Linked DNA regions of Homo sapiens: region 2 is linked to region 1. Evidence: chromatin contacts called from ENCODE Hi-C or POLR2A ChIA-PET data. All regions are on one chromosome and are shown on one strand. The core of a region is the stretch at or near the end of the contact, and the rest is flanking DNA. Distances in the headings are between cores, read along the strand shown. Region 1 holds the start of PXDC1 (PX domain containing 1). Region 2 holds the start of GMDS-DT (GMDS divergent transcript).

Evidence for each region. A loop is a pair of places that touch in the nucleus more often than their neighbours do. ChIA-PET counts read pairs that join two places held with the same protein, here RNA polymerase II (POLR2A). Pooled maps may share reads with other maps.
Region 2: a loop to region 1 is called in a pooled map, with 4 times the contacts of the local background. The contact joins the promoter of GMDS-DT here to the promoter of PXDC1 in region 1. A Hi-C loop is called at or near these places in 4 of 50 pooled maps. POLR2A ChIA-PET finds 5 or more read pairs at or near these places in 2 of 52 experiments (OCI-LY7 and activated T-cell).

Annotation. Positions count from the first base shown.
Region 1 is chr6:3,749,670-3,753,306 of GRCh38, forward strand. It overlaps PXDC1 (PX domain containing 1), which reads right to left and starts at 2,044. Exons shown (of 5, transcript NM_183373.4): 1 at 1,607-2,044. The coding sequence starts at 1,862. RefSeq lists silencers at 1,268-1,347, 2,098-2,337, 2,388-2,557.
Region 2 is chr6:2,244,149-2,247,785 of GRCh38, forward strand. It overlaps GMDS-DT (GMDS divergent transcript), which reads left to right and starts at 1,605. Exons shown (of 7, transcript NR_046229.1): 1 at 1,605-1,782. It overlaps GMDS (GDP-mannose 4,6-dehydratase), which reads right to left and starts at 1,457. Exons shown (of 11, transcript NM_001500.4): 1 at 1,173-1,457. The coding sequence starts at 1,274. RefSeq lists an enhancer at 1,099-1,599 and a silencer at 1,100-1,729.

The DNA.
Region 1 (3,637 bases), core at 794-3,293:
AACTGGCATTTATGGAGAACCTGCTCTTGTTAGACCCTCTACCATGCCTTTCAGTCCTCACAAACGTCAGAGACCACAAGCACAAAGTTACAGGTGGGGAGCCCCACGGGGATCCCGCTCCAACCAGCCTGCCTGGGGTCACGGAGCTCAGACGCCTGACCACAGTGAAGCTCAGGGACTCCAGTGTATTTAAGCCTCGTTCCAGGAAAGGTCATTGAATAAACCGCTGTTCCTTCACGATGCTTTCCTGATTTGGGCATTGATTTGTTAAATTTAAAATATCATAACAAACAGCAAATCCAAGGAAAACTGCTTCCATGCTTGAAATAACACCCAACTGTCTGGAGAACAGCTATAAATGTGAGGCTCTGGGGAGCAGAGGGAGGCCTGAAAGGCGGGCCTTCTCGCTCAGGGCCCCAACTCGCTGGCTGTGGGAGCCCTTCCAAAAGATGTGTCATGAGAACTAAGCTAATTATCCACGTAATTCTCACACTGGGGTTGGGGCCATCGCCAGGGGAAAGCACAGGTTATCTCAAGAACGCAGCCAGATAGGAGGCTGGGGAGACTTGGACGGGCCACCTTCTGCTTCAGTAACTTGGCCCCAAGCTTTCAGGAGGTCTCTGCTTAGAGGAGGACTGCAGAAAAGAAGGCTGCTGGGCCACTGTCCCAATGTTCCGAGCTACAGGTGGTCACCCATGGAGGGGGGTGGGACCTGCTCGGAAGTCCTCCAGTCTTCCCGCCCCTTCTCCCCTCCCGGCCCTCCCAGGCGGCCCCTCTCCTCGGCCTGCCCCCTCCACCCCGCAATTCTTCCCGTCTCAATTCCAGTCCCTCTCTCTTGCGTCCTCCCGGCTTCCACCCCCTCAGCCTGGCCTCCAAAAGAAAGATCGGGCAGAGCGGTAGGAAAAGGGAAGCCACCGCGGTTTCTGAAAACAAGAATTCCCGCGAGCCAGGACGGTCACGAGGCCGGGGAGGAGGCGGCGCAGCTGATCAAACGCGAATGGGGACCAGCCCTGGCGGGGGTGCGGGGGGGCCCTGGCTGTCCGCGGCAGCCGCGGGCGGGGCGGCCGCTCCGAGGAGGGACGGAAGGGCTGCGTGGCACCTCGCGCTCGAAGACCAGGGGCGCGCCCTCCGCGGGGAGAACTCGGGGCGGCGGCCAGACCCGACGCGACCCCCGGCTCGGACCCTGCAGTTAACTGCTCCCAGACGCTTTCCCAGTGCGCCCGCCCGCCGGCCCTCGGGAGGTACCGGGCAGGGGGCTAGGGCCGGGCCGACCCTGTGAGCCGCTCAGCCCCGGGCGCCCCCGCCCTCCTCGGAAGTGACTCGTCCTCAGGGAGAGTCCGGCGCCCGCCCTGCCGGCCTCGGCCCCTTTCCCGCCCCATTTGGCTCCTCCGCCGGGGGCGCCCCCAGGCTGGGCAGGCTGGCTCCCCGTCCCCCTAACCCCGCCGCCCGGGCACCCCTCGTCTGCGGGCGCGGGGTCCAAGTGTCCCCTGTCCAGGGCGGGCAGAAAGGAGAAGTCGCAATCTCGGTTGAAGTCTCTTCCCCGCCTCCTTCGTGCACTTCAAGGCTGCCTCGGCCCCGCGCCCCTCCCGCGTCCCCGGCCCCGCACCTTGCCGCAGCGGCCCCTGCGCCAGTTCGGACCGGTCCTCGGGAAAGGCGTCGCGCAGGCGCTGCCACAGGCGGCCCAGGTCCGCCAGGCTGCGGTGCAGGTAGAGCACGCTGCGGTCCGACCACTCCGTGCGGATCTCGAAGAACTCCTCTTCGTCGCCGCGCCGGCTGACGATGAGCCTGCGGATGCCGTTCACCCAGCAGCCGCGCACGAACATGTTCACGAGCGACGTGCCCTCAAACACCGCCGAGGCCATGTCGCACGCATGCCCCCGCCAAGGGCTCCCCAGCCCCGCCGCCCGCCCGCCCGCAGGAGGCGCGCCCCGGCCGGGGTCGTCCCGGGTCTGTCCGTGGCCGGGGTCGTCCGGGGTCGGCCCGTCACTCCAAGGAGGCTGCGTATGGCCCGCGTTCGGGGCAGCGGGGCGGCGCGGCGGCGAGTGGCTCGGGCCGGCCGGGCGCGGCTTTATAAGGCGCTTCCCATCGCGGGCGGCGCGGTAGTCGACGTCGAGGTTAGGCCGCGTCCGCCTCCCGCCCGCCTCCCGCGGAACGGGCGCCGCGGGCCGCTCTGGAAAGGAAGAGGTCCGGCTGGCCGCGCCCCCGCCGCCTCCGCAGAGACCGCGCTGCCGCGGCCACGAGAACCCCCGGAGCCGGGAGCCGGGCCGAGTCCCAAGCGCTCGCCCCCGCCTCGCGCCCCCCGCGCCTCCTCCCTCGCGGCCCCGGAGCCGCAGGTCGGTGACTGGACCAGCCGGGAAGGGAGGCGGGGCGGGCCCTGCTTGCCAGGCGCTCGGCGCAGACTTTTTTCTCTTTCCGTTTCGCGATCCTCGGGACCTCCCAGGGCTAGGAGCTGCGCGCCCCACCCGGCCCGCGAGGGGATGGCAACTACCCGGGGTCCGGAGGCGGGGCTGCGAGTGTCGGGGCGGGGGGCGCGGGCCGGGTCGAGCACCGCCCCGACGAGGGCCCAGGCCAGTCCGGCCCGCCCCGGGTTCCCTCCGTGCCTCAGGTCCCCTCCGTGCCCCGCGTCCTCCCGCGCATTCCGGTCATGCCTCAGCCGCGCCAAGGCCTGGGACACGGCCGGACAGACCGCGGGGCAGCCCTCGGAGAAGTGGGAAGAGGGGAGAAAACAGTGGCGAAAAGAAGGTCTCCTGGGAAGGAGCGCCCTGGGAAGCTGGACGCGGTGGGTGCTCTTGAGGGGCCTCAGGAGTGGACTTGGGGAAACCGCCCGCCCTGAAAACTGACTCAGCGGCGCGTTACTGAGGCCGTTCCTAGTTGGAAGAGAATTAATAGCACTTGTTTGAGAATTACAAGTTAGTTCCAGAAATGAATCGAGTGACCTCACAGCCCGTAGGCAGGGGTGGGAGAGCCAGGGTGAGCCCCTCACCTCACCCCGCCCCCGCCCCGGCAGCGCTCTGGAAAGCCTCAAAGCCCAGCGCTGCGCGGAAATGTTAGAGGCCCAAGGCAGGTGGCCTGTCTGGACTCAGACCCGACCCAGATGTCCCCCCAGGTCCCTACCACTCAGTCCCACCTGCCTCGACTCAGTCCCGACCCAGATGACCACCCCCCCCCCGCCCCCACCACGACCAACTTTTATTCCGACTGCGCCAGTGACTTGCAGATAGCATAGCTTCAAATTTCCTCACCTGGTCTGGGGCGGTGAACAGGTCAAGATGGAGAGTGTCAAGAGAGACTTTTGCTTTGTCTATGATGTTTTTATATACACTTGCTAATTAAATGAACGCATATGTTTCCTGTGTAATTTTGTATAGGGGAATAGGGGCCGTGGGAACTGGAAGTAAACAGCCAGTGTGCCAGCAGCTCTTGACTCTAGGTGGTGGGAATAAGTGCCGTTGTAACCACAGTACCAGCCCAAACGGGGCTTACTCTGTTTGTAACAATGTTGAGTTACCTTGCAGGTATAACAGAGCCAAAAACTCTTAAGTCACAAAGCCCAGGCATGCACCATAGAAAAAGATTTGATCTCTAACAAACATCCAGAACCAACTATTCGTCTCCTTGGAACGAAGAAGACTGGGAC
Region 2 (3,637 bases), core at 355-2,854, 1.5 Mb before region 1:
TATGAGCCGCTGCCTCCTGCCCACTTAGCCCTTTCTAACACTAGAGAACTTTGAGAGTGGTTTCAATACCAACTGGACACTTCCCAGCGGTTTAACCTCAGGCAAATCAAACTCCCATGCCTCAGTTTCCACATATATAGAGATAATAAAAGTACCTCCTCAAAGAGTTTGTTATGAGAACTAAATGAGTTAATGTTAGGCAAGCGACTGGAACATGATAGACACAATATGTATTAGCCATTATCACCTTTATCTCAGTGTTATATTGGCCACCACCCAGAGATACCCAGGAGCACACACATCACATTCTTTCTACAGCAATATGTGGGCACGATTACTTCATGACCACTGAATCTAAAACAGCACAGCTTGGTAAGACACAGCGGTCGGATCCCACCTACTGCAACACCTCTAAGAGGCGACCCTCACAAACCAGCCATGCTTAGCCTGAGACATTCCGAAGACCTCCTCTTGATTACCTTACTCGACGAACTTATTCCTTTGAAAATGGAACTAGCCGCACTTTTGGACCAGTGTGCCTCGGATACACTTCCAAATGTGTCAACCTGAATCTCAGAAGTTGGCGTGATTTTAAAAAGTTTTTTAAGTTCTTTTTCCTAAACATGTCCTAGTAGGTGACTCCACAGCATTACTTTCTTTCATGTTCTCTTTTCTATCTGGAAATCCGGTGATAGGGGACGAAACCAGCAAAGCACCCTTTTTCTTGCTTCCCAAACGTTAGCAGGTAAGCGCCCCTTGAGCCGAGACACATCAAGAAGACCTCACCCGCAAGTTCATTGATCACCGGTTCTTTTCCCTTTCCGGCACTAGGAGCTGCGAAGCACGACATGGGCTTGGAGGAAGAGACGCTGCGGTCACCTGAGGGGCAGGTGAGAGCGGGCGGTCCTGCCCGGGTGTGAGCGCGACATCCCGCGCGGCACACACGCTCACAGCCCCCAGAGAAAGACCAGAGGCGCTCGATGTATCCCGCACACCCCACACGCAACACACTAACTGCACCGTACCTTCCGTCCCACCTCCCGGCAGCAGACCCCTTCCGGGACGCCGAGAGGGCTGTTCCTGGAGAGACCGCAGCCCACGAGTAGCGGCGCGTAGGGAGAGCACGCGTGCCCAGGCTGCCTCGGCCGGCGCGCCCCCGCCCCCGCACTCACCTGGCCTGTGATACCGGTGATGAGCGCCACGTTCCTGGGCTTGCCCATCTCGCCGTCCCCGGAGCCCCGGGCGCTGGGGCAGCGTGCCGGTGCGTGTGCCATGTCCCGCGGCGGGCGTGCGGTCGGCGGCAGGGCGGAGCGCGGCAGAGGGCAGGCGCGGTGCCGGCAGGAACGCGGGGGTGTGCAGCACGAAGCGCCTCTCCAGGCTGCGGGCAGGGAGGGAGAGCGCACCGCGCGACCGGCCGCCACAGTCTGACAGGGGCGCACGGGAGGCCGTGCAGGGAGGGCCGGGGGCGGGCCGAGCCGGCCAAGGCGGGCCCGACGGGCCAAGCAGCGGGGCTGCGGCCTGACTGGCGCAGCGTCATTCGCGTCAGCCGGCGACGCTGTAGCAGGCCCCGCCCCTCCGCCGACGGCCACCGCGCGGGAGGGGCGGGGCCTGCCGCCGCCACCGCCTCAGGGAAGAGGAAGGAGGCCGCGGCTTCGCGTCCCGCCTCTCGCCTGGCTGGCCGTGGGGGGCCTGGACGCAGTGGCCTCCCGAATCTCCCAGGACCCTAATATCGCCCGAGGATGCTGGGAGGAACGCTGAGCCGACCTCTCCGTTAGGCTGAAGGTCTGAATTTTCAAACCCAGGGGTCACAGGGCCGGGGTCATGGACTTTGATAAATAATTCCTGGAAACCTGTTGCAGTGCCCTTTGAGAAGCCCGGTTTATGGTACCTGAAGGGCAGTAGCGTACAAGGCCCGTAAACGGGGGTCACAGATGTGGGAGTGACTAACTAGGCTGGCTCTCGCTCTTCTGGCCTTTCCTGAGGCTCGGAACCAGTAACGAGGTTCCAAATAGCTGAATTCAAAGTTTTCTCTTCTGAGGACTGCCAGTGCACAAGAAAGTCCCTAGCCCCACCCGTATGCGGCATAAGGAAATGTTGAAAAGACTGCCCGGGTCAATAAACCTGGACGTGGCAGATTTCAAAGAAAGTAATTCAAACACAGGTGGGGTCCCGGCTTACATCTGTTGGATTTGGCTGCCATTTGGCAGCTGCTCGTTGGACAGGGAGAGGAGAGGAGGTGACTCAGAGCCGGGAGGGCAGCAGGTGTGTGTGCCTAAGCAGTTGGCTGCAATCCAGGACACAGACGGAAACTTCCCGGTCTCCGTTGCTCTGCTTCTCTGTCCACATTCCTCTCCCTAATCGATAACTTCAGATCATCATTTCAAATCACAGAGTTACTAGGGCTGTGCCCAATATAACGTGCAAGAGTATGTATAGCAGACCTGGAACCCCAAAATCAGAAAAGCTCAGGATTACATTTAAAACCTCCCTCTCGCGCTCCTCGAGGTCCGTTAGGAATATTTCTTAGCTATAGATAGACTGGTCTGGTTTCACACCTGGCCTCTCCTCTGCGTTCTATGAGGAGAATGGCTCAACAAACATCTGATGGTGCCTCTGAGTGATGAAGAGACCCTGAAGCTGAGGAGAGGGAACACTTCCATTGAGAGGAACATGCTATAAGCTAGAAATGTCTGTGAAATATACGGGAATATGCTAAAACTATACTCATTTTCATGTAAATACGCTTTAAATTAATGCATGAGCCAATTATTTAACATTTTCCTTAAAAAAATCACTGAGCAAGCCGGGCGCAGTGGCTCACGCCTGTAATCCCAGCACTTTGGGAAGCTGCGGCAGGTGGATCACCTGAGGTCAGGAGTTCAAGACCAGCCTGGCCAACACGGTGAAAACCCGTCTCTACTAAAAATACAAAAAATTAGCCAGGCGTGGTGGTGGGCACCTGTAATCCCAGCTACTCTGGAGGCTGAGGCAGAAGAATCGCTTGAACCCGGGAGGAGGAGGTTGCAGTGAGCCGAGATCTTGCCATTGCGTTCCAGCCTGGGCAAGAAGAGCAAAACTCCATCTCAAAAAAAAAAAAAAAAAATCACTGAGCAAAACTGATACTTATGGGAGATATGACACATTTATCCTGTAGTTTTGAGACCTCCTATCACACAAACACTGGAAGTTGACACCAGTCAATTTCCTGTCACACCACCAAACACCTGCCCTAGAAGTGTGTGACAGTAGAAGAAAAATGGAAAAAAAATCAACATTATTAGGGCCTGAAAATATTTATAAAATGATGGGAAATGGTAGGTCAGAGGAAGCTTGAAGAATAAAGGCTATTTCTCTAGAGAACTTTTCTGAAGACAGGTGGTAGGTCTGCTACAGCAACGTACCATCCATAGGGTGACAAACGATAGAAATTTATTTCCTCACAGTTCTGGAGACTGGAAGTTTAGGATCAAGGGCTGATTTCTTCTGAGGCCTCTCTCCTTTTCTTGTAGCTGGCTGTCTTCATGTTCACATGGCGTTCTCTCTGTATGTGTGTCTGTGTCCAAACTTCCTGTTCTTATAAGAACACCAGTTACATTTGATTAGGACCCTCTTTAATGACCTTATTTCCAAATACAGT